Regions from separate parts of the Homo sapiens genome. Here region 1 is linked to region 2. The links are chromatin loops, found by intact Hi-C in ENCODE. Cell type or tissue: endothelial cell of umbilical vein. All regions are shown on one strand. Links, peaks and the distances in the headings refer to the core of each region. The heading gives the core; the rest is flanking DNA. Region 1 overlaps SLC35F3 (solute carrier family 35 member F3). Region 2 overlaps TARBP1 (tRNA guanosine 2 -O-methyltransferase TARBP1).

Region 1 (14,703 bases), core at 3,208-5,707, 150 kb before region 2:
CTTTCTGTATAGCTAAAGAGCAACCCTCCACTGCCATGTTCCTGGGATTTGAATATGTGAGCAAATGAACACAGGCCAAACCCCATGGAATTCACCTGGAATCTGGTTTCCATCCTGCAGTGCAAACCCAGCGTTGTGGAGTGAACTCTGCTTTGCTTACATCATATTGGGGTCTGAGGTGAGCCTTCACCCCGTCCTCCTCTGCTTTCTCCTACAGGTTTTGTTCAAGCTCCTCCTGGGCAGTGCTAAGTTTGGAGAAGCCGCCTTATTTTTGTCCATCTTGGGTGTGTTTAACATCCTCTTCATCACCTGCATTCCTATTATCCTCTACTTTACCAAAGTGGAATACTGGAGCTCTTTTGATGACATTCCATGGGGAAACCTTTGTGGATTTTCAGTTCTTTTATTGAGTAAGTGCTAATCACCTGTCCAGAATTCCCAGAAAGCAACCACCCACAGAGGACCCTCAGGAAACATGTTCCCTGAAGGCAGAAAACAGTGCTCTTTGCTATTCTTTAGTTCTCACTGGTTTTTAAGATCTTTCTGTTTCACAAAGTAGTCTTTGAAATGATGACATTGGATTTGAATTCCAGAGCCAGAATCAGTGCAGTAGTCGCAGTGGTCACTGCTGCTCTGAATAATGAACTAATACCCCAGGGTGTTGCATGTTACCTACTAAGCACAGTACAGCAAGGAGCTGATAAATTAATACCTGCAGAGGTCTTAGAACATTGCCTGATAAGTGTCAATATTCAATAAATACTATAGATTATCATTATTATTAATATCATCATCATTGTCTCCATTACTTGATATAAGTCTAGAGCTAGGCAGGAATGCAACCAAGGACATGACTTACCCAGTTTCCATCTAAAAACACATATCCCAGCCAGGTACAGTGGCTCATGCCTGTAATCCCAGCACTTTGGGAGGCCAAGATGGGAGGATCGCTTGAGCCCAGGAGTTCGAGACCAGCCTGGGAAACATGATGAGACCTCATCTCCATAAACATTTAAAAATTAGCCAGGTGCAGTGGTGTGCACCTGCAGTCCCAGCTACTCAGGAGGCTGAAGTGGGAGGATCACTTGAGCAGAGGGATTGAGGCTGCAGTGAGCTATGATTGCACCACTGTGCACCACACTCCAGCCTGGGTGATAGTGCAAGACTGTGCCTCAAAACAAAACAAAACAAAACAAAACAAAAAAACAAAAAACAATTCCCAGAGCTCCTGTTCATGCAGTTATCCCAGAAGCATTGCCAGCAGCAGAGAAAAGCAAAATTGGTAAGATGGTCCCAGTCACCTTCTCAGTGGTTACCATTTCCAAACTTATTTCCCTTCTTCAAAACTCAGGGAACAGAGGGGCTGAGTACTCAGAGTGTCTGCTCCTGGTCCCAAGTCCTGGAGCCCCCAGAGGAACTCTGAGTTCACTGAATCAGAGCAGAGGGTCATTGTAACTCCTATGACTCCAGCCTCATCAGGAAAACCTGGGTCAGATAGGCCAGCAGGGAGGTAAAGTACACAGCAGTCATGAATAACACTCGTTGTTTACATTCTTTATTTCAGCATTCAATATTGTATTAAATTTTGGAATTGCCGTTACATATCCCACTCTGATGTCTCTTGGAATCGTCCTCAGCATACCTGTGAATGCAGGTAAACCTATGCGGCTTTCTATATCTGCACATAAGCACACACACTCAGTCACCTACTCACACACACATACACACACTCATGCATACATACACACTCACACATACACTCACATACACACACTCATGCATACACACACACACACATACTCTCACATACATACTCACATATATTATTGCTCTGCCTGCTATAGAATGCGTGTTTAACTGTCTGCCAAAAAAAAAGCATTTAGGTGAAATGTTGCTATTAGTTATATATGCAATATTTTCTCCATAATGGGCTGATTTTCACATACCACTTCAAGACACAGAAAGTCTAAAGGCATCTTGATTCTAACTGGTATGGGGAGCAGAATGAATCTCATCAGCATTATTAACAAATGTAGGAAATGATGTAGCAGAAAAAAAATGTCACTTTTGCAGGTAACTTTCTGGGGGAGAAAATTTGCTCAAGGCATGAGGTAGAAACATGCTGACAAGCTGAAGAAGCGTGAACGGCATTTTCCCTGACCTCCGGGAAGACAGGGAGAGAACGCCCTTTGCCCAGGAACTCGGGACTGCCCTTTGTTTTCCCCTGGGGACTCGTTGCCAAGGCACACAGTTGACAGCTCTTTCAGAAGCTTGTCTTCACCTGCCCCTCACTGCCTTCCTTTTCCTGGCTCGCACGGATAGGAATTTTGGATTTTCTTCCCAGAACCTCCTGGCCTCATACCTGACCTCCCTAGGCATCCTTCTCTCAGCCAGAAAAGGGCTGTGAATCTGTCCTCCCCAGAACACTCACTCCTTTGTCCCTGGCACAGCTTCCTCCAAAGCCATCTCCCAAATCCTGCCACTTCCAGGCCATTAAAAGATTGCCCCCCCCCCACCCCAAAGGAATGGCAAACCCTTATCCTGTTCAATGTGGTGGTGACTATGCCTGCAGGCACCCCAATTTCCCAAGCCTTTCCTCATGACTTGGTTTCCCACCGCTCCCATTCCAAAGGCGCTCGACCTCTCTGCCCCACCATGGCCCAGACTCCCCCAGAAGGACTGCCTCACAGCGGCGGCAGTGTACCAGGCCTGGGGGAGGTGTCAGGAGACAGGGCTCAGGCCCAGCACCACCACAACCCACCTGGAGATCTGTGGTCCCAACATATCTGCTCTCTGAGCCTTAGCTTGCCTCCCCTGCAAATGAAAAGTCATACCTACCCTTGCTACTTCGGTTGATGTGACAACCAGATGAAATAACCGATGAGACAGCATTTCAAAATGCAGAAAGCACCTGAGCTCCTGGACAGCTGGTAAAAAAGAAAAATGGTCCAGATGCTGCAGGCTTCTGAAAAATCACTTGTCACCGTCCTCCCCCTACATTCTTTGCATCTTTAGTTTGTGGTCATACCGTGTTCCTGTCTCCAGAAGGCGTGCTCCAGTTGTCTTCTATAGAAACTTCCTTTCAGCGTATAATATGGCCAGGTGTTTGAGAGATTCATTAAAATCATTTTTCATTACTTACCTGCAACATAAAAGGTTTAATGATGAGTCCAGAAAAGGAATCCCAGGCCACTCTTGATTGGAAGAGAGAAGCCGGGGACCCTGCCGCGTATCTCACTTGTCAAGGCAGAGCCATTGCCTGGCTTTTGGGTTCTCCCCGACATCTGCTCAAGGGACTGGCTGGTTGGCTCTCCTTATCTAGTGAATTAACAGGGTGTTTTACCAATATTAAAAATTAAAATACAGGCCAGGCACGGGAGCTCACGCCTGTAATCCCAGCACTTTGGGAGGCCAAGGTGGGAGGATCGCTTGAGCCCAGGAGTTCTAGACCAGCCTGAGCAACATGACAAAACCCCATCTCTACAAAAATAATAATAATAATAATAATAACAAAAATTAGCCAGGCGTGGTGGCACCTATAGTGCCAGCTACTCAGGAGGCTGGATGGGAGAATCGCTTGAGCCCGGGAGGTGGAGGTTGCAGTGAGCCCTGATGGCACCACTGCACTCCAGCTTGTGTGACAGAGTGAGACCCTGTCTCAAAAAAAAAAAAAAAATACAGTTGACCCTTGAACAATGTAGAGAATGGGGGCACAAACCCCTGAATAGTTGAAAATCCACATACAACTTTCAGTTCCCCAAAAACTTAACTACTAATGGGGTACTGTTGACCAGAAGCCTTACTGATGAAAAACAGTTGATTCACATATGTTGTATGTGTTATTTGTGTTATGTATTGTACTCTTACAATAAAGTTAAAGAAAAGAAAATGTTATTAAGAAAATCGTAAGAAAGAGAAAATATATTTGCTACTTGTTAAGTGGAAGTGGGCCACATAAAGGTCTTCATCTTCACTGTCATCTTCACATTGAGTAGGCTGAGGAGGAGAAGGAAGAGGAGGGGTTGGTCTTGCTGTCTTGGTGTGGCAGAGGTGGAAGAAAATCCACATGTAAGTGGATCCGTACAGTTCAAACCCATGTTGTTCAAGGGTCAAATGCGTGTGTGTGTGTGTGTGTGTGTGTGTGTGTGTGTGTACTATCTATCTCTCATCTCCTCAACTGCCCTTCATTCACTTGTTTTAATCACATAAATCAATGTTTGAACTACCAAGTCAGTTTTGGGAGGTGACATACAAGTGCAAGGCTTCATACCAGAGAGGTTTGATAAAGTTAAGGGTTGTTTACTAGAGGTAACCCCAGCCCACCTGGAACAAAATCATACTGAGGAGAATCCTGTGGTCCAGGGAAGACCACAACACTGCCAGACAGAGGAGGGTGCCCCCAGGCCCTGCCCACTCTCCAGGGACATGCCCCCAACCCTGCAGCTGAGAAACCTCCATGCTCTGTCTCCCACAGTGATTGATCACTACACCAGTCAGATCGTCTTCAATGGGGTCCGGGTCATCGCCATCATCATCATCGGCCTGGGTTTTCTCCTCCTGCTCCTGCCAGAGGAGTGGGATGTCTGGTTGATCAAGCTGCTCACCCGACTCAAAGTGAGGAAGAAGGAGGAGCCTGCAGAGGGCGCTGCCGACCTGAGCTCAGGACCTCAGAGCAAGAACAGAAGAGCCCGCCCTTCCTTCGCCCGCTAACACCACTCCTCTAGAACTCGGTGGTAATGACTGGGAGGTCTATTCCTGCCGGGAGGAACCTCAGTTGGGTAAGGTGTACATACCTGTACAGTTTTGGTCATCTGCGGTAAGTTCTATGGTATTTATTGGCATGTCCAATTTGCTTGCACTTTTCCACATCAGACCTTCCACTTAAGGGTACCAATTCAATACAAAAGAGAAAAGAAGAACCTCTCAGTGCTTTTCCAACGAATGTAAAGTGGGTTTAAAAGTTCCCTGCGTAGATCGTTTTGGATGGCTGACGTTCTTGACAAGCCAGCCATCAGGGCAAGTGTTTTGAATCTTAGCAAGTGTTTTGAATCTTAGCAACTGAACATGACATTGCACACTGTGATTATTTTTCAGCTATGGTAGGTCATATTTTGTTTTATACCAGAGCTGTACTCTTAATTTTAAGGAATTTCAATGAACCAAAAGATAACTGTCAATTTATTTGGATGGATGGATGGAGGGATGGAAGGAGGGAGGGAAGGATGTCTGGGATGTGAAGAGGCAAGGCAGAAATGGATGATGAACATCAAAAACTGTCAGAGGACAGGTCTGTGCCAGGTACCAGGAAGGACAAGATAAGTCCAAGCCCCGGCTGGCCTGCTCTCACGTGTCTGTGTAAGATCATGCAAGAGAAATCACAGTGCCTTCTACAGAATTTTCGTCTTTACCTATGTGAAGCGAGGTGACGTGATACGTCACTGGCGCCGTCTTATAATTTAGATGTAAAAATCTTTAGAAACAAATAAAACTCTCTATATATGTGTATGTCTGTGTACAAAAAAATGACAGAGCTGATGGCCAGTGTATACAGAGCGTGGCCCGCGGTGTACAATACCCATATAAGGTACATTGTGCAGGAGGGGAATTGCTGGCTGCTTTTACTTCCTGACCAAGACTGAAAAATTATTTACTGAAATCTGTAAACCTTTTTATGAAACTTTTAAGCACCAGGCTGTTTACTTACACAATTTAGGTCTGCCAGAAAATTCTATCTGTGATAGATCTGTAAAGAGGGTCAGGGGTTAGAGTTTACTATTTTTGAAGTTTACATTGTTACATATGAAATGGAAACATTATTTTGAAACGTTGTCATAACCCAATGGTGCATTCTGTAACCATGGAGTCTTCTGTTTCCTGGGGGAAAGGGGCATTCATGACCTGAACTTTTTAGCAAATTATTATTCTCAGTTTCCATTACCTGTTTGGCCAAACAGATTAATAAAATATTTGAAAAAGAAGCGTTCAGTGCTGTCTCCATGGCCATTCTGTTACTTTCCCACTGCACCAGTCCTGAAGCAGTCCTCACCACATTCTGGCTTTTCCTCAATTGCACTTGCCCCCAAGAACCTTCAGGGTGGGTAAGCCAGCCCATCTGTCTCAAGGGAAGGAGACTGTAATATCGATAGAATTGACTTTTGCAAAAGTGAAATGCAGAAGCATCCCCAAAGCCTCACAGAAGCTCTAAGTCCTGGGGCAGCCTCTCCCTCCTCCACTTTTCCCCTGTTCCTCTCCCTCTCCCTCAAGGCACCTGCCCTCCGCTCAGCCCTGCCTGTGGCTTCCTTCTCACTTTTTCTTCTGAACGGGATCCGCAGCTCAGTTTACACTGGTCTCTAAGTGCCACCTAGAGCGGCAGCCCCAGTCCATAAATCTACCCAGTCTTCCAGCTCAGCCCCCACAGCCGCCTGCCTGCCTTGGGCATCCTAACTTAATGCTGGCATTTTCAATAATTTGATTGCTCCACTTCAGTAACATTATGCAGCTGTTCCAAGCAGCTGCTATGCCAGGGGCTATGAGAGCCAGTGGGTCTCATTCTAGGGCTACAGAGGGCCAAGTACTCTAGGAAGGGGTGTGAGCCAAGGGGAAACAAGAGCCTTTTTAGTACACCTCATCCCATCACCCACACCTAGAGCGTCTACACTCCATGCACCACACGTACCACTTGACACATGGGCTCTAAACCTGGAGAATCTCGTTATCCAGAGCAGAGAGCTCCCCTACCCCATGTGTCCAGGCATGTCTGGGAGGGGGCAGCTGGGGCAGCAGGATGCTGGGCTAGTTACCTCCACTACCCTGTTGAGGCTCCAAATCCCAGGGAGACAAACAGATATTTCCTTTGTAAGCCAGGACACGAAAAAGTGGGGAAGCCCTGCCTTAGGGTAGATTCATCTTATTCTCCCATTGGGCAAAAATGACCATGAAAACCCAAAAGAGTTGAGAACATGGACTCAAAGGGATATGTGCACACCCACATTCGTGGCAACACTATTCACAACCAAAAGTGGAAGCGGCCCAAGTGCCCATTGACAGAAGAATGGATGAAAAAAATGTGGCATGGCCATACAGTGGAATATTATTCCACTTTAAAAAGAAAGAAAATCTGAGCCAGGTGTAGTGGCTCACACCCATAATCCCAGCACTTTGGGAGGTGGAGGCAGGAGGGTCCCTTGAAGCCAAGAGTTCCAGACAAGCATGAGCAACATAGTGAGTCCCTCTCTTTACAAAAATAAAAATTCAAAAATTAGCTACGCATGGTGGTGCATGCCTGTACCCCTGGTTATTCGGGAGGCAAGAGGATCCTTTGAGCCCAAGCGTTCTAGTCTGCAATGAGCTATGATCACACGAGTGCACTCCAGCCTGGGCAACAAGGCAAGACCCTGTCTCAAAAAAAAGAGGAAAAGAGGAAGAAGAAAGAAGAAGAAGAGGAAGAAGAAGAAGAAGAAGAAGAAGAAGAAGAAGAAGAAGAAGAAGAAGAAGAAGAAGAGGAAGAGGAAGAGGAAGAGGAAGAAGAAAGAAGAAGAAGAAGAAGAGGAAGAGGAAGGAGCAGGAGGAGGATGGAGGATGGAGGATGGAGGATGGAGGGGGAAGGGGGAAAGAATTCTGACACATGCTACAATATGTTGAATCTTGAAGACACTGCTGGGTGACATAAGCCAGTCACAAAAGGACAAATGCTGTCTGATTCCACTTATATGAGGTTCCTGGAGTAGTCAAACTCATAGAGACAGAAGTAGAATGCTGGTTGCCAGTGGCTGGGGAGAGGGGAAATGGAGAGTTATTGTTTAGTGGGCATATAGTTTCAGTTTGCAAAGATGAAAAAAACCTGGTAGCGATTGTTGAACAATGTGAACGTACTTAATGCCACAGAACTGTACGCTTAAAAATAGTTTAAATGGTAAATTTTATGGCACGCGCATTTTATCGAAATTTTTAAAGGGACTATGAAGGGTAACGTGTATGAAATAAAATGGTTAGAACTCTCTTGCGGTCCTTTCGATACATTCTAAACCTGAGTTGGGGTTGCGGGAGGGGTAGGTTGAGAGATTTCTTTCCAGAAAGAAAACAGCCACAACCACAACACCTCCACTCCCCACCGCGCCAGAAGGTGGCCAGCACGGGGATGCGCTGCGGCAAACCTAGGAGGGACCCAAAAGCAGAAAATCCTAGAAAAGAGTTCCTGCGGATGGAACAGCGGGGCGGCTCTGAGATGCAGTCTGTGTCCCCGCTCAGCTGGGGAATTGTCTGCCCTCTAGAGGCGGGTCTGGGTAGCAATTAAAGAATGTTTCTCTGGGCTCCTTTAAAGAGGAAAAGTGAAGCCAAGACGGAGGGTACAAGAGAGGAGACCAGGACTTCCGTCTGCTGCTGATGAAAGAGGCAAAAAGCTCTGGGAAATCTCTGCTCTCTCCTTTCTTTCAGAATGTGATCGTTTGGAGCTAGAGGGCATGAAGTGACCTGCTGGCCGCCTTGCCACACCAAGTCAGAGCCGTCCCTAAGAACCCACACCTGCCGTACAGACCCTGAGCTCCTGCTCCTCTTGAGCCTTCAAGGATAGAGTTAGGCAGGAGGAATTCATGGCCAGAGACTTACTACCCCATAGAACAGATGTGTTTCTAAATCTAGCCAAGGTTGCATAACATGGAATTCTTTATCTTCAATTTTGAAAACAAATGGTTTGTCCTAAAATTAGAATGTGGTGGTGGTTGCACCATTCTGTGAATATACTAAAACTCAATACACTGCATAATTAGATGAGTGAATTTTATGATGTGTGAATTATATCTCAATAAAGCAGTTTAATTAATAAATGGTTGCCCCACAAGCTGATTTTTTTTTTTTTAAGAGATAGGGTCTCACTGTCGCCCAGGCTGGAGTGCAGTGGCACTATCTCGGCTTGCTGCAGCCTCAACCTCCTGGGCTCAGGCAATCTGCCTCCCTCAGCCTCCCAAGTAGCTGGAACCATAGGCATGCGCCACCACACCTGGCTAATTTTTTTATTTTTTTAGAGACAAGGTCTTGCTATGTCGCCCAGGCTGGTCTCAAACTCCTGCACTCAAGTGATCTTCCTCCTTGGCCTCCCAAAGCTCTGGGATCACAGGTGTGAGCCATCGAGCCCAACCTCCACAAAATGATTTAAAATTTCTTTATGGAAATCTCATAAGCACAGAGGACATTTGTTGGGTTGTTTGTGTTCTTGACTGCCCAGCGCCTGATCCCTCTTTGAAATAGCACCTTGCTCTTGCTGTGGAAGCTGAAGGGAACAGAATCTCCATTTCGGATCCTCCCACAGCACAGGAGAGGCGAGGAGGGTGTGAACTGGACTTGGCTCTGAAGCAAGATGCCAGACCCCAAAGAACAGCCGAGAAGGTGGTGCTGACTGGCCAGCTCCTGAGGGCCCTGCGGGGCCTCTGGCCTCTTCCCACCATAAAGGTCCATGGTTCCGGCCCTTTTGCAAACAGATCCTTTGGACTCACAAAGTCCCAACAGGCCTTCCAATCAATTCTCTTTTGTCGAAGACAGCAGGACACCATTTCTGTCGATTGAGTCCAAGAACTCTGAACAATATATGTGAGAGAACTGGGATGTTCAAAGAAAAGCTGAGCATTTGTTTATTTGAGGTTTGTTTGTGTGTTTTAACTTTCTGGTACACTTCTTGAAACTGGGCTTATTATGGCCTAGCAGGACTCCTAGGTCAAACTGCTTTAAAGAATGGGTAAGAATAGCTTATAAGAAATGCATCAATGATATATACATAAGGAGAGCTTAAAAGCTCCTCAGTGCTCTTAAAATATTTTAAAATAATTTTTTAAAAAATAATATTGTCTCTTCCATATATTTTTGTGCACTCAGCATTGCCAAATTCTTGAGAACATCTTTTTCTTAAGTTAAAATAGTGGTAAACCAGCTGGTAAATTTCCTCCAAATTATCAAAAACTTTGGAGTTACTAGAATTATAGGAAATGAGATTTAATGTAAAGACAACTTAATGTGTTAAAAGTTTTAGCTCAAGCCTTTTTTTCTGTCTCTTACTGAAAAAGGTACATGCTTCCTGTAGAATATTGAGAAATACCTATAAACACACAATCTAGTAGTTGTCATTGTAACTGCAGGAGGGGTAGCAGTAGCCTGTGAGGATATGACAGGGGGGCGATCCCTCTGAGAAGGCCTTGAGGGGGCTCTCAGGCACGCTCTCTGGGAGAGAGGTAAGGGCAGGGAATGCCCGTGGGAAGCTAAGTGTACACACCTGCTTAGCTCTACACCTGCTCTTCTATCCCCACAGAAAAGACACTAAGGAGAGGCTCTTGCCAGAAGAAAAACATTAGAGGAAATTACAAACCTCCAGAAGGAAATTCCAGAAATCCCCGGAGTTTATTTCTTATTGGGAATAGAAGAGCATTTGGCCACCTAAGCCTTTTAATTTGTTCAGAATTTGTGGTATGCATGTCATAGGGGGATCTCAGAGGCTAGGGAGAGACAGCCACTGGAACCGCTGTTTCTAAGACCCTCTTCCTACCCGCCCACGGAAGTGGGAATGGGGATGGAAGGCCGCACCAGAGAACACTGGCTGAGACATGACTCAGGGACCCACACTCCTCCTCCCTGCACCTCTCCCATCTTCAACGTGCAGCTTTGCAGTGGCGAGCCAGAGAAGCAAGACGAGGAGGTGGCTCACATCACTGCTGCTCAGACTGGGAAGTGTTTGAACCCTGAGGGTTTGTTTAAACTTCCAGGCCAGTCTCCACACAGCAAGAGTGGGACCATATGGGGGTTAAAAAAAGAAACCCGGTCGGGCGCAGTGGCTCACACCTATAATCCCAGAACTTTGGGAGGCCGAGGCAGGTGGATCATTTGAGGCTAGGAGTTCGAGACCAGCCCGGCCAACATGGTGAAACTCCGTCTTTACTAAAAATACAAAAATTAGCCAGGTATGGTGGTGGGTGCCTGTAATCCCAGCTACTCGGGAGGCTGAGACAGGAGAATCGTTTGAACTCGGGAGGCAGAGGTTGCAGTGAGCCAAGATCATGCCACTGCACTCCAGTCTGGGTGACAGAGTGAGACCCTGTCTCAAAAAAAATAAAACAAAGTAAAATAAAAAAAGAAACCCAGCTGGATGCAGTGGCTCATGCCTGTAATCCCAACAATTTGGGAGGCAGAGGTGGGTGGATCACTTGAGCTCGAGTTCAAGACCAGCCTGGGCAGCATGGTGAAACCCCGTCTCAATAAATAAATAAATAAAAGAAAACCTATCCGTGCATCACAGTGGTGCTCTTTTTTTAATTTATACCTGTTTATCAAGGATTAGAGTATAACTTTTTAAACTAATTTTATTTTGTCCTCAGACCACTCTCTTTTGGCATCTTCATTGATGGGAACTGTAAACCCTGTCACACCAACTAGATATAGCTATTCCCCCAGTGCTCCTGCTTTCCCTCTGTTATCTGCTTTCATTCACATGGTGAAAAATTGAATTTCCGGCATGTCTTCCTTGTGGGGAGGCTGAGAGTCTAGCACCTTTTTAGGATTTTGCAATTATGTGTGCAGTGTCGGTAGCTTGCTGTATGGTCCTGTCCCGTATGTTGAATTTCCTCAAAGATACCATGTGTGCGTATGTGTGTGCGTTTGCCACATTTACTGTGTTGTTTTTGATTAGTATCTCTTTCCCACCAATTAGACTATTGCTATTTGTTTAAATAAATGATCCCTGTAAACTAATCACCATACAATAATCACTACCTCTTTTAAATGATATCATTTAGAAACAGACATATAATCATCAAGGTGCAATCTGGCGACTTTCTTCATTCCCCTATTGCAAGAGTTACCTCTTCCTCTTTTTTTTTTTTTTTTTTTTTTCTGAGACGGAGACTCGCTCTGTCGCCCAGGCTGGAGTGCAGTGGCACAATCTCGGCTCACTGCAAGCTCTGCCTCCTGGGTTCACGCCATTCTCCTCCCTCAGCCTCCAGAGTAGGTGGGACTACAGGTGCCCGCCACAACACCCGGCTAATTTTTTGTATTTTTAGTAGAGACAGGGTTTCACCGTGTTAGCCAGGATGGTCTTGATCTCCTGACCTCATGATCCGCCCGCCTCGGCCTCCCAAAGTGCTGGGATTACAGGCGTGAGCCACGGCGCCCCGCCAAGAGTTACCTCTTAGGTTGACCATGGTGTTTTTCTCCAAAGCTTAATTTAAAAAATTCAAATCTTACCACTAGCACCACCTTAAAGTCCAAAGTACATTTGGACATTTAACTGCCCCCCCAGATTTGACTGTCCCAAGGCCATTATTACATCACAGGTTCTATGGGTTACTTTTATCTAAATTTTATCTCAATTTTCTGATAGCATTTAATTTCCTTTTTAGCTGAGAGAAAGTGCTTTCACACAGCCAGACAAAGTCCCGTCAGCTCCCCATGGACTCAATGACTCACCTCTCATCCTCTGAAGCGTTCACTGTGGGTCATGCACACTTGTCCATATTTCTAAATCCTAGGTCGACAAATAATGTACGCAGCCACCCTCACTCCCTGAACAATCAGAAATGGAGGTTTGGCCAGGCACATGGCTCATGCCTGTAATCCCAACACTTTGGGAGGCCAAGGAAGGTCCAGGAGATTGAGGCTGCAGTGAGCTAAGATTGTGCCACTGCACTCTAGCCTGGCAACAGAGTGAAACTCTGAGAAAGAAAGAGAAAGAGAACAGTGCATAGTCTTTTCATTTAGAATGAATTTTCACACCAAAAATATATCATTTGATCTCACACCTGGATGAATTCAGCACACACTGATGCCCACTTTATCATCTATGTGTTTCTAGAAGTTAGTCTCTTTTCCTTAGTTGATAATCTTTGTTTTCAAATTCTTAAAAATAGAAATCTCTCCAGATTCAGGTGCAGTGGTATGACAGAACAGTGCAATGGTTAATAAAATGAAATTTGCAAGCAGATAGAACTGGATTCAAAGCCCAGCTCTACCATTTATAGTTTTATCTCCTTGGTCAAGTCACTTGACATCTCTGAGTCTCAGTTTTCTCACCTGTAATATGAGGCTAATAATCAACTCTGCCATACAAGGTTGTCAAAGTAAAACAAAGTCATACATATAGAAGCTTAGCACAATCTCTAGACATAAGTAGTTGCTCAATCAGTGATAGCATTTACATCATCATCACCAGCATCATCATCACGGCAGGGCTGCCAAGCTTGAGCAAGAGCGTGTCAGCCAGGGTTGTGGCTGTATTTCTCTGGTTCTCATTCTACAATATCTCTCCCACTCTCCCTGTTTCCCCCTCTCCCAGTCTCTCCTTTGTCTACTCCCATCACATGGGGGTGTCCATCCCTTTCCATCCAAGGCCACATTCACCCTCATTTTCATGCAGTTTTGTGTCTTTAATTTTTACCTCTTTGAAAATCACTTTCAAATCTTCTCTGCCAAACTTCAAATCTGAGTTTTTCACTATCTTCCAGACATTCCTCCCAATGTATCCTAGCAACCCCTCCATCTTAACATGTCCAAAACTAAACACACAATTATCTCACTCAAAAACCTATTCCTCCTTCTTAACCTATTGATGTGAATTGGCATCATGATTATCTTATTTTCCCAAGCATAAAATCTTAATACTGGTCTTTAACTTCTTCCTTACTCCTACACTAGCAATCACTGTGCCATACACTCCAAGGCAGTTTCATTATAACTGCAAAGCATCTCTAGAAGCCTCTCCTCTACCACCACCCTACTTTATACCCCAGGACACACCACCTAGGGCATAGTCAGTCTCCTGATCATTCTCTACACCCTGTTGAGCTGGGATTGCTTCACTTTCTTATGCAAAGATCTTGAGTAGCTTCCTGTACTTTATTAAATAAACCTTCATTCCCTACCCTGGACTCAAGGCCCTCCATAATTTGGCAGTTGGTGACCTTTCCAACTCATGTGTCACTGCAACTACCACTGTCTCCTGCCCTCCAACCACATAGGACTGTTCACTATTTCTCTAATATATCCTATCCTCTCTTGTCCTGGTAACATGGTTTATTCCACATGGGATCCTTCCTCCCCTTCCCTCTCTTTCTGCCTAACCAAACCCTACATGTCCTGAAATATCTACTATACATGTTTCCTCCTTAATGAAACTTCCTCATTCTCCCCACAAGAATTAATATTCCTACTTGGTGACACTCCCCACTGCCACAATTTCTCTGTCTCTTCTGCCTTACACTAGAGTGAAGACTTACCTCCCCTTCTAGATGTAAATATCCTTGAAAGGAAAAGAAAATCTTGCTTTGTGCTTCTTATTCTATTTCCCTAGGCACACAGCAGAATCCCATACAAACAGTAAAATATAAATGTTTATTGACTTTTTTAAACTTTCAAAATAATTAAACATAATTTGTAACAGAGTTGTAGTCCTGTCAACTCTCCCTGACAGTGAAAAGTGAGCTGCTTAGGTATCAGCCATGGCCCATGATCAACCATCATAGAATCCTCCCAGGATCCTGTCAAATCATGATTCAGGTTACCTATCACATCCAGAATGATCCTAGTATTTTGCCCCAAAATACTAAGATTCATGAAAGTGTTATCAAACGGCCAAGAATAGAGATGGTCCTTTTTAATGTGAACTCTGTATCCTCAGACTTCCAGAAACCAGGCCAAGAATAGAGATGGTCCTATTTAATGTGAGCTCTGTAT
Region 2 (11,478 bases), core at 8,979-11,478:
TCACTTTACAAATCACAAAGGTGGGAGTAACACAAGGACTCACAAAGCAGAGTAGGTCCTGCTGCTGCTCAGCAAACAAAAATCACAGTGCTTTTGTGCTGTGCTTTCCAACCTACCTCATTAGAATGAACACTACATCTCCAACCTGAAGATGGGGGATGGTTCTAGGACAAGGTCTTACATAAAACAAGTGTTTTTTTGTTTTTTTTGTTTTTTTGAGACAGTCTTGCTCTGTCACCCAGGCTAGAGTATAGTGGCACAATCTTGGCTCACTGCAACCACTGCCTCTTGGGTTCAAGTGATTCTCCTGCCTCAGCCTCCCAAGTAGCTGGGACTACAGGTACACACCATCATGCCCGGATAATTTTTGTATTTTTAGTGGAGACAGAGTTTCGCTGTGTTGGCCAGGTTGGTCTCGAACTCCTGACCTCAGGTGATCTGTCTGCCTCGGCCTCCCAAAGTGCTGGGATTCCAGGCGGGAGCCATTGCACCTGGCTTATTTTTTCTTTCTTATCTTTCTAAGTTAATATCTATAAAGGGACAACTTGCCACAATGAGTATTCTGTTTACAACTTTTTCCTAAAACCAAGTTCCGTATTTCTCAAATATATTTTACCAATTCTTGAAACTGAATAGTAGACAATTAGAAACGATGGCTAAACTGCAGCACACCTTCTAAAATTACCTCCATGCTACTCATGCCAATACTGGTAGTATGTCATACACAATGACTAAAGTGTGTACTCAAAAAAGATACTGTATAATTCTGAGAAAATATGCATATCCTGGAAAAGGAAACCATTTTGAAAATATTTATTATAATAGTTGATGGTGCTTATAACCAATTTGCTAAAAAAAAAAGAAACTGTAAGCTAAAGCATTTTTAAAAAAACCCTTTACTGACACATACTCTTTATTTCTTCTGGAAGAAGAGAAATATAAGTGACTAAAAACTTCTGTAATTTCAGTCCCAATGGAGAACAGCTTCCTATTGGCTGGCCTGGGGACCTACAAACAGAGAGTGGGGAAAACAAATATTTAACATTTATTTACAAGTGATTACACTAAAACTAGCCTAAATGGACCATGGCCCAAAAGTCTTTCAACAATAAAACAATCAGACAGTTTTATTTTTCTGAACCTGCATTTCATTTTTCAGTAAAATTCTGAGAATTTTTCTGATTACAGAAACATCAGGAACTTGTAGGAAAATGGACATGAGTTAATAACCTACTTTACTAAGGATTTCCTTTTTGTGACTTTCCCTTCCACATATATGAATCTTGCTAAACAGTATCATAAAAAATAAGAGGCTGAAATGATAATTTTAAATTATATTTTATTGTTCCCAACATGTAATCCAATGACTTTAAATTTTTAGGTCTAAAACAAAAGAAGTAACATTCATAGCAAAGACATATATTAGTAATAAATTACTTTTGCAAGAGTATTTAATTGTTAACATCTACTAAAGTCACATTTTTTCTGCTATATGCTTCTTCCAGGAACATTATCTGCTAATTGAACACATTAGAGTGCTAGAAAACTGAAGGCATTTCATAATAAATGTGTTTGTCAACTCTTAGAAAACACCAAGATCTTTTCATTGGTTTTACTGCTCTCCAGCTGTCTAATTGCTTCAGAAAACTATTCAGTAGTAATGAGTTATTTGAAAACTAAAAATAATTGGCAAATCAAGTGTTGCTATGCTCTTTCAATATTATTAAACAGGACTAAATATTAATATAACGTGGCAGAGACTAATTAAAAATGTTTCAAGAAATTGGCTGGTGGGGGGAGGTAGTTCTGTTTAGAGGGCATACTGAACAGCAAGACACAACTATAAATTTAGTTAATATTAGAAAGATAACACAATTTCAAGAGCAAGGGAAATTTTTGAAGACAGAATTCAAGAGTCATAAATGATGCTCAAAAAAATGAGGCTAAGGTACAATCCTGACAAACTTCTCACTGTCAACCTTTTCAAAACTTTAACTGTGGCCTATAAGTAGAGACAGGATGAATAACAGCAGCCACTGTCAGATACGGAAAGGAAAAGGTTAGAATGAACCTTGCAGTACTGAACTAAAACTGGACGTCCTGGTGTGAATTCACGGTTCTTAATATGGATGGATGGATGAACGGATGGATGGATGGATGGATGGATGGATGGATGGCGGACAGACAGGCACTCAAACAGATATAAATGAGTAAGTCTGGTCAGTAGACAAAGCTAAGAAAGATGCGCACACAGGGAGAGGCAACGATCAAGCAAATGCAGTAAAACCTTAACATTCAGGGAATATGGGTGAAAGGGAAATGAGAATTCTTTGGATTATTCTCAAGACTTTTCTGTAAGTGTAAAACTAAGTTAAAAGAAAAAGGAAAATAAGTTTAAAGTGTTGGTTAGTCAAAATCATTACAACTTCCAAGAGAGCAGGAAGCAGCAGTAGGGAGAAGAAAGTGTGCTGTAGAAGACATAGTTTCCAACAGCCCAAGAATAGAGCAGCTCAAGGCAGAAAAAGGAAACAAGAAAAAACAAAGGAGAAACACTTGATGCAAATCAGAATGCAAGAAGAATAACAGATAGAAAAAGGACCACATGATAAGAAAAACTCAACTGTCTATTCAGCAACATACTGTATGTGCCAAATGCATGAAACAATCTGGTCATGTCTCTTAACATGAAATGTATGTATCAAATACTTCATAACATAATGTCTCTTTACCTGCTATACAGAGAGCTCTCTGAAAGCGCATCCATTAATGGTCCAATAATAAACTAAAAAAAAAAAAAAAAAAAGACACGTAATTGAAACTTAGTTGTAAATACAATTTTGAAGTCAGTTTCCCTGATTGAACATCCTACACAGGCTTACAGAAGACCTGCTATAAGCAAAGCTGATCTCTTACGCTGCAGGCTAAATTTAGTGCTGGTCCTGGAGGGGAAGCTTAATTCTACCAGAAAAACAAAGTAAGTACAGAATTTTCCCACCTGATTAAAATTTATGCCATACTAAAAAGAGAGTTCATGTGTTGGGTCAAGAAAGAAGGAAGGAAGCCAAAGAAGAAACATATGCTAGAAAATAAAGGTAATGACAGGAAAACCAAAAAGATACTCAAGAGAAAATTTAAGCCCCTATGCCTAGAGGATAAAGAGGAAAAAAATTATACTCAAAAATTACTATTAGATACTGGTCAGAAAAGCAAGCTTACATGAAGTGCAGAAATAATAGAATGTAGAAACATGATGCATATCAATATACCACAGCATATATTAAAATAATTAGAAAAAACTGACTTAGGCTGGTGCAGTGGCTCCCACCTATAATCCCAGCACTTTGGGAGGCTGAGGTGGGCAGATCCCTTGAGGCCAGGATTTTGAGACCAGCCTGGCCAACATGGCAAAACCCTGTCTCTACTAAAATTACAAAACTGAGCCAGGCATGGTGGCGTGCACCTGTAGTCCCAGCTACTTGGGAGGCTGAGGCATAAGAATCCCTTAAATCTGGGAGGCAGAGGTTGCAGTGAGCTGAGATCACGATACTGCACTCCAGCCTCGGCAACAGAGTGAGACTCTGTCTCAAAAACAAAAAAATTATATCACTATCTGAGAAATATATTCAATCATTCTTTTAAAAAAGAAGAAGAAGAAGCCAGGCACAGTGGTTCACACCTGTAATCCCAGCACTTTGGGAGGCCAAGGCAGGTGGATCACTTGAGGCCAGGAGTTCGAGACCAGCCCAGCCAAGATGGTGGAACCCCATCTCCACTAAAAATACAAAAATTAGCCAGGTGTGGTGGCACCCACCTGTAATCCCAGCTACTCAGGAGGCTGAGGCAGGGGGATCACTTGAACCTGGGAAGCGGAGGTTGCACTGAGCCGAGATCATGCCACTGCACTCCAGCCTGGGTGACAGGCATGAGACACCATCTCGAAAAAAAAACAGCTATTGAAAGAAAAAGAAGAAAAAAATTGACTTAGGTCACCTCTAAATGAGAGGTAGATTACTCTACCTAAGGAAGTCATCATGGGACTCACATGACACCATAATATAAAACTTAAAATCACAGCTATAACTCCCACTGTCTCTGCCTCACGTAGTTCCTGACAAATGGAAGTACAGATTCTAATAAATATTGCTTAGAAGGCAATCCCTATTTCATATAGTAGACAACAGCAATTCATTGAGTCAGAATTGAGGCAGTAGCATCACTAAACAAATAACAGTCATCAGTGGCTCAGAACGGTGACAACAGCATCACCTGATAGCTTCTATACCAGTTTTCATATAGTGAAAACTTGACTTATGCTTACGATTCTTGACTTAACGCTGTTCTGAATATCGATAATATACAACTACTTTTTCACAATGGTAATAATACAGGCAGTTCTACCGTTGGGCTTGTTGAGAAACAACATAAGCTTTTTCCAAATAGGAAAGCTGGGTTTAGAGAAATATGATTTGTTGGATGCAAATCTCCAAAATGTTACTTGCTGATACAGAATCCTAGTGTATTTTTACCTCTCGCCTTTCAACAATGGGAGCAAGGAAGGGGACAGGGTGTCATTACCTCAGAAAATTCTGGTGAAAATGGAAGAATCTTTGTTTCATACAGCTCCAAAAAATGGATAACACCTTCTTTGGACAGGATTTTGTTTTCACTTTCAAACATTCTTTTATAAATACACATATGCCAGGATGGGTGAAAGAGCCAACATCCTGTGGAAACAAACATCAAATGTTGACATCTGATTCTGTCTTCATTTCACCATCAAGACTACATACTCATAAATAATGTACAAACACACACAATAACTTCATTATAACACTACAAGAAGTTTTTGTTACTGTTTTTTGAGAGACAGGTTCTCACTGTGTCACCCAGACTGCAGTGCAATTGCAAAATTCTAGCTCACTGCAGCCTCAAACTCCAGGGCTCAAGCGATCCTCCTGCCTCAGCTTCCTGAGTAGTTTCCTAGCAGGACTACAGGTATGCAAACCACGCCTAGACAATTTTTAAAATATTTTTTAGAAACATGGTCTCAGAATGTTGCCTAGGTTGGTCTCAAACTCCTGAGTTCAAGTGATCCTCCATCCTCGGCCTGCCAAAGCACTGGGATTACAGGTATGAGCCACCGCACCCAGACTGTTTTTAGTCACATCTGAGTATGTCAACCAAAAAAATTTTGGTATTCAGTATTCCGTATTCAGGCAGCTTAATTTTGAAAGACTGTAAATGGGCCAGGCATGGTGGCTCATGCCTGTAATCCAAGCACTTTGGGAGGCCGAGGCAGATGGATCACATGAGGCCAGGAGTTTGAGACCAGCCTGGCCAACATGGCAAAACTCCATCTCTACTAAAAAACACAGAAATCAGCCAGGCATGGTGGTGTATGCCTGTAATCCCAGCTACTGGTGGGGGAGGGACTGAGACACGAGAATCGCTTGAACCCTTGAACTTGGGAGGCGGAGGTTAGAGTGAGCCCAGGCCCCGCCACTGCACTCCAGCTTGGGCAACAGAGTGAGACTCTGTCTTGAAAAAATAAGAAAGACTGTAAACGAATGCTGTAACTGCTACAGTGTACAAAAATTAAATATTACCCCATGCATGCAGGTTGGAACTTCAGATTTGGAATAGTTTCAACCAATTCTTCTCTTATCCCACTTCAATCCATTTTTCACACAGAAATATGAAATTGTCACGCCTCTGCTTAAAATCCTTCAACATCTCCTCATTGTTCTTAGAATAAAGTCCAAACAAGGCATGAACTGACCTTGACTGCCACTCCAACCTCATCCCCCACTCCACACACCAACTCTGCTGCAGCCCTGCTGGTCCTTCTGTTCTGCCTCCTACAGCTGCTCCCATCTCAGGGCTTGTGTCCCAGGTGGTGCCTTCTCAGCCTGGACTCTTAGCTTAGATGTCATCATAAGACAGGCCTTCCCTGACTACCCCACTCACCCTTGAGTCCATTTCATCAGCCCCTTGTCTGTTCCCCTCATATATCTTACAATCAAAACTATTTTTTCATGGAAAACACAAAAGTCAGGTGAAAAATACCACATCTCTCTCACCATTTTACCCCCAATAATTACTAGGTTGGTGCGAAAGTCGTTGCGGTTTTTGCCTTTTTTTTTTTTTTTTTAAAAAAAAAAAAAAGGCAAAAACCGCAACGACTTTCGCACCAACCTAATAGCATGTACTGGACACTAAGTAAATATTTATTCAGTAAATATATAAATGAGTGAGCAAATCAAAACCATGGAATAAATAAATATCTTAGAGATATTTTTCTAACTCTTTTGAAATATCTTTTACTTCTATTAGAGAAAAATACTCAGCATTTTTAACTCATGACATTCTATAAATAAATTAATCCATTATTTGTAATTTACACCAAGATGCTTGTTCAACTCTTTGGCAATGGTAATTTTTCAAAATCAGTCACTGCTATTTGATTTGGTTTCTCAAGAGCTGTGGGCAAAATGTGGTAATAAGAGCATCATTTTAATGGTAAATGAATAAGTGAAGTCACAACAAGATTCAATTAAATTCTAGCCCCAGGTGCAACTACAGATGCTTATGGTCTGTGAAAAATCCCAGTGTATCAGAAAACAACTACAGCAATCAGCTGAATAAAGCTCAATTCCTAAGGGGTCAAACTATTAAACTGTAATTATCTAGAGTAGGCACTAAAAACCATTTACCTAGGTTAATTCTCATGTGTAAACACAATAATGTGGCATTTTATCATTCATATGAACACAGGCCAAAACACTATTGGGCTGCATTTAGCTATTTCATTAAACTTAATTTTATAAAATACATTTAGGAAGCTCCAGCTTCATTGTGTATCTCCTAAAAAGCTCTCATAATATAGTGATCAAGGGCTTATAAACACATTTGAAATTATATCCCGGAATTTTCTCTTCCTAAGAAGTACAAGATACAGAACAATAACTGAAAACTTAAGAAACACTGGAAAAGATATACTAAGAGAATAAGAATGGAAACCAGTTAAAAAGATATATTCATACCAAAGAGTGATTATTGGCCAGGCACGGTGGCTCACACCTGTAATCCCAGCACTTTGGGAGGCTGAGGCAGGTGGATCACCTGAGGTTAGGAGTTTGAGACCAGCCTGGCCAACGTGGCAAAACCCCGTCTCTACTAAAAATACAAAAATTAGCCAGGTGTGGTGGCGCATGCCTGTAATCTCAGCTGCTTGGGAGGCCGAGGCAAAAAAATTGCCTGAACCCGGGAAGCAGAGGTTGCAGTGAGCCGAGATCATCCCACTGCACTCCAGCCTGGGCAACAGATTGCAAGACTCCACATCTCAAAAACAAAAAAAAAGAGCAATTATTAAAACCACAGACTATGTCATCATTGAAACCCTATCGACGAGTCCTTATCTTTTAAAGAAATGTGCTGAAATATTCACAGATAAAATGATAGGATATCTAGGGATGTGCTTCAAAACCATTTAGCAAGAAGGGAACAGGGAAGGCTACATAGGATACACTAAGCAAGGCTGGCCGTGAGACGATCGTTATTAAAGAGGGTGGTAGGTGCGTCACACACACTCTTCTCATTCTATAAATGTTTGAAATTCTCCATCATCAACGGTTTAAAAAATTAACCTTATCTCTTAATTGTAGAAAATTCTGTGGCTATTTTAAATTGTGTTCTTTTTTTTTTTTTTGAGACGGAGTCTTGCTCTGTCACCAGCCTGGAGTGCAGCAGTGTGATCTTGGCTCACTGCAACCTCCGCCTCCTGGATTCGAGTGATTCTCTTGCCTCAGCCTCTCGAGTAGCTGGGACTACAGGCACACACCACCATGCCTGGCTAATTTTTGTATTTTTAGTAGAGACGGAGTTTCACTATGTTGGCCAGGCTGGTCTTGAACTCCTGACCTCAGGTGATCCGCCCACCTCTGCCTCCCAAAGTGCTGGGATTACAGGCATAAGCCACCACGCCTGGCCCAAAATTGTGCTCTTAAAGACGATTTAAGGATATGAGTAGATGCATATAGTTATTATGCTAAGTGAGATAAACATGAACAACATGATCCAGAAGGTGTGTATCTGGAATGGTAACAACTGTTATCTCTTGGTGGCAGCATTACAAGATGATTATATTTTCTTCTGTACACTTTTATAGTTTTTCAAAATTCTCTACAATGAACAGGAATTAGTTACAAAATCAGGGGAAAACCATAAATGTTATTAAAAAATAAAATAAAAGTAATCGTTACCATTTTCCTCTGACACCGCATATTCAAACAGATTGTTTAGCTTTGGTAAAACTGGCTTTATAACATGTATCTAAAAATAAGAGCAAAAAAATCATATGAAATGAAAATGCATCTTGAAAAATGTCAGGCAATTTTCATCTCTTTATTTCACAGTAGCTCTTCTGTTTCTACAAAACATATGTAGAAAGAGCCTGATTTATCCAGTTTTTCAAACAATAGTATGATTCAGGTATGTAAGACTGAGTATGGCAAAGCTAATGAATATAACCACATTACAGCTACATTAAAGTCTACCATTTATACAGTGATTATCATAAATCATGTCATAGAATCCTCAACTGTCCTGGCAGGCAGGTAGGACTGCCAATACTAAGATATTACAAAGAGAAAAAAGACACTGAAATGTTTTCTCTAGTCACTCAAGTTGTTCATGGCTGCACACGCTTAGAACGGCCAGTTCGGAGTTCCATGTTCTTAATACCACATAGCCAAAGTTGCTGACACGTTTGCTTGAGATTAATTTACATATCCTTCAAAATATGGATAAATTTGGGTTTCTAAATAAATAATGGGGGTTTTATGGATCTACTGATTAAAGAAAACCATAAAAGTTAATTTGAATTTAGAAATGCTTTTTCTTTACTCCTCATCCTTGCATCTATATATATTTAGCACATATAAGTAATTATTTAAGTCCACAAACAAGGTTTGGTGCACATTTGGATTGACACCTCACAATGACTCCACAGATGGCTGGCACCTCTGTGGTCCCCAACTTGCAGAATGGAAACCATGGTTCTCAAAGTGTAGTTCCCAGAACAGCAGCATACATATCACCTGGGAACTTGTAAAAAACTCAAAAGTCCTGGACGGGTGCGGTGGCTCACGCCTGTAATCCCAGCACTTTGGGAGGCCAAGGCGGGTGGATTACTTGAGGTCAGGAGTGCAAGACCAGCCTGGCCAACATGGTGGAACCCCATCTCTACTAAAAATACAAAAATTAGCCAGTGTCGTGGCTGTAGTCCCAGCTACTTGGGAGGCTGAGGCAGGAGAATCACTTGAACCCAGGAGGCGGATGTTGCAGTGAGCTGAGATCGTGCCACTGAACCCCAGCCTGGGCGAGAGAGCAAGACTCTGTCTCCAAAAAAAAAAAAAAAAAAAAAAAAAAAACTCAAAAGTCCCAGGCCCCACCCCGACCTACTGAACCAGAAAGTCTGAGGACAGGGCATGGCAATTTATACTTTATAATAAGCCATTTGGGTGATACTGATACTGATAAACGTTAAAGTTTTAGAATGGCAAGGGAAGATCAAATTTTTGAATAATTTGTCAACTGAAAGTATTCTTTAACTTCCTGAAACAACTTACACTCTAAGTTGCATTTATGCCAGACAACAAAGTATACTTGGATTCTATCATCACCAGCTATATCTGAGTTAGTCTCTTTGTATCGCTTTTAATGAATGTTTTTAAAAAAGAAAAATTGTTATCTACTGTAGGATTTGCTAAAATAGAAAAACACTTACCTGATTTCCTTCTAAAGTCTCCATAATTAAAATATAATTTTCCCAAAACTTTAGAAGCTCATCTTTTTTCCTCTCAGACCACCAAAACAGACTTGGGCCTGATATGGTTTAAAAAAGAAAATTAGTTCTTCCTTTTGCAAATTTCATAAGTTTCTCAATGACAGCAGTTCTTAAAATAATGCCACTATTACCAAATGGATTCTCTAATAATGGAGGTGCCCCTGTATCAGAGCCTGGATAGGGGGCTTGGGAATCTCAGAGGGAGATTTTTTTTTGCACTAAGATTACTGTTTTGGAGTTCTGGGTAAAAATGGCAGATTTGCACATATAAACTCTACTTTCTCTCCCTAAGAATCTCACTATAACAGTAAAGGATTTTTCAAGGGCAAAACCCCAAAAGAATGGAGAACACTGGGGGCAGACAACAGCAATAAAATACAGAATCTGAAAATCAGATGAAAACCAAGTTGACTCAAGTCATGAGAATTTTAAGTTGACAAAGGGAAAGCCAGGAAACAATTTGATTTATGCTGCAAAATCCCCCGGAACCAAAGGAAGTGGCTGCAAAAGTTACTCTGGTAAGTGGAGTGAAAAGTGAGGCTAAACCAAAGAGGATGTGTTCAGTGTTTAAGAAACAGTCACATCCCCAGGCCACTTTCCTATGTCCTGAACAGGAAAAGACTAGAACTGCTTTTCTGGAGAAGGTAAAATAGTGCGTCTCTGAATTGGGAGGCACAGGACACAGCAGACATTAGTCCTACTGACAAAGGGGATTCAGCGAACATGTGTGCACCCTGGGTGCTGCGACTCCTCTCTACCTGCCCCCTCAGGTCCTAGAATGCTGGCCAGGCCCTCACTATGCATCAGACAACTGGAAGATGTTCTCTGCAGAATCTGGCCAGCCCAGGAGGAAAGATCTGAAAATATATCAGAGATTCCTTAATGAAATGGCTTGGCCAAATCACCTTATGGTGAAGTTCAGTCAACAGCACCACTCATGGGCTTAGAGCTTTAAACCCAATTTTGATTTCTTATCCTTAAACATAAATAGGGATCTAAGAATCATCAGACAGTTGGGGAAACCTCTACACTAAAGATCAAGACCAAAACAAATGGAGTGGGAGGAGGAAATTGGAGAAAACAAAATTACACAGGTAGAAGAAAACTTTTAAAAGAGTTTTCAGCAATATCTTAAGAAGATAGTAGTATTATAAGAACAGGATATTATTAAAAAGGGGACATTCTGACCAGGCTTGGTGGCTCATGCCTGTAATCCCAACACTTTGGGAGGCTGAGGCAGGAGGATTGCTTGAGGCCAGGAGCTTGAGACCAGCCTGGTACAACATAGCAAGACCCTGTCTCTACAAGGAAATTTAAAAAATTATCAGGGCATGGTGGTGCACACCTATCGTCCCAGCTTCTCTGGAGGCTGAGATGAGAGGATCACTTGAGCCCAGTATTTTGAAGTTATAGTGAGCTATAATCACGCCACTGCACCCTAGCCTGGGCAAGAGCGAGGATTTGTCTCTAAAACACACACACACACACACACACACACACACACACACACACACAAAGGGGACATTTAAAAAAAAAAACTCAATCCAAAATCATAGAAAATCCTTAGGAGAGAAAAGATGCTTTCAAGAAAGTCCAGGAAGTTCAATATCTAAAAAAAGAACAGAAAACAG

Evidence for each region. A loop is a pair of places that touch in the nucleus more often than their neighbours do. Peaks named below come from ENCODE experiments on the same cell type or tissue, not always from the same donor. Only the 100,000 strongest peaks of a DNase experiment are listed, where the experiment ranks them.
Region 1: a loop joins it to region 2, with 10 times the contacts of the local background. A loop is called at or near these places in 9 of 110 quality-filtered maps.

The regions. Positions count from the first base shown.
Region 1 is chr1:234,318,534-234,333,236 of GRCh38, forward strand. SLC35F3 (solute carrier family 35 member F3) reads left to right here. Exons shown (of 8, transcript NM_173508.4): 6 at 218-410; 7 at 1,565-1,654; 8 at 4,475-5,978. The coding sequence ends at 4,710. Among named protein-coding and RNA genes, the nearest start is that of MIR4671, 19 kb to the left of the region's middle. RefSeq lists an enhancer at 8,049-8,218. In endothelial cell of umbilical vein, for the core only: a CTCF peak has its summit at 4,658 (motif pointing right); no DNase peak of the experiment used is centred there; H3K27me3 peaks cover 547 bases.
Region 2 is chr1:234,462,927-234,474,404 of GRCh38, forward strand. TARBP1 (tRNA guanosine 2 -O-methyltransferase TARBP1) reads right to left here. Exons shown (of 30, transcript NM_005646.4): 2 at 9,788-9,885; 3 at 8,262-8,331; 4 at 4,576-4,724; 5 at 2,730-2,782; 6 at 911-1,008. Among named protein-coding and RNA genes, the nearest start is that of TARBP1, 11 kb to the right of the region's middle. In endothelial cell of umbilical vein, for the core only: no CTCF peak of the experiment used is centred there; a DNase peak (open chromatin) is centred at 10,335.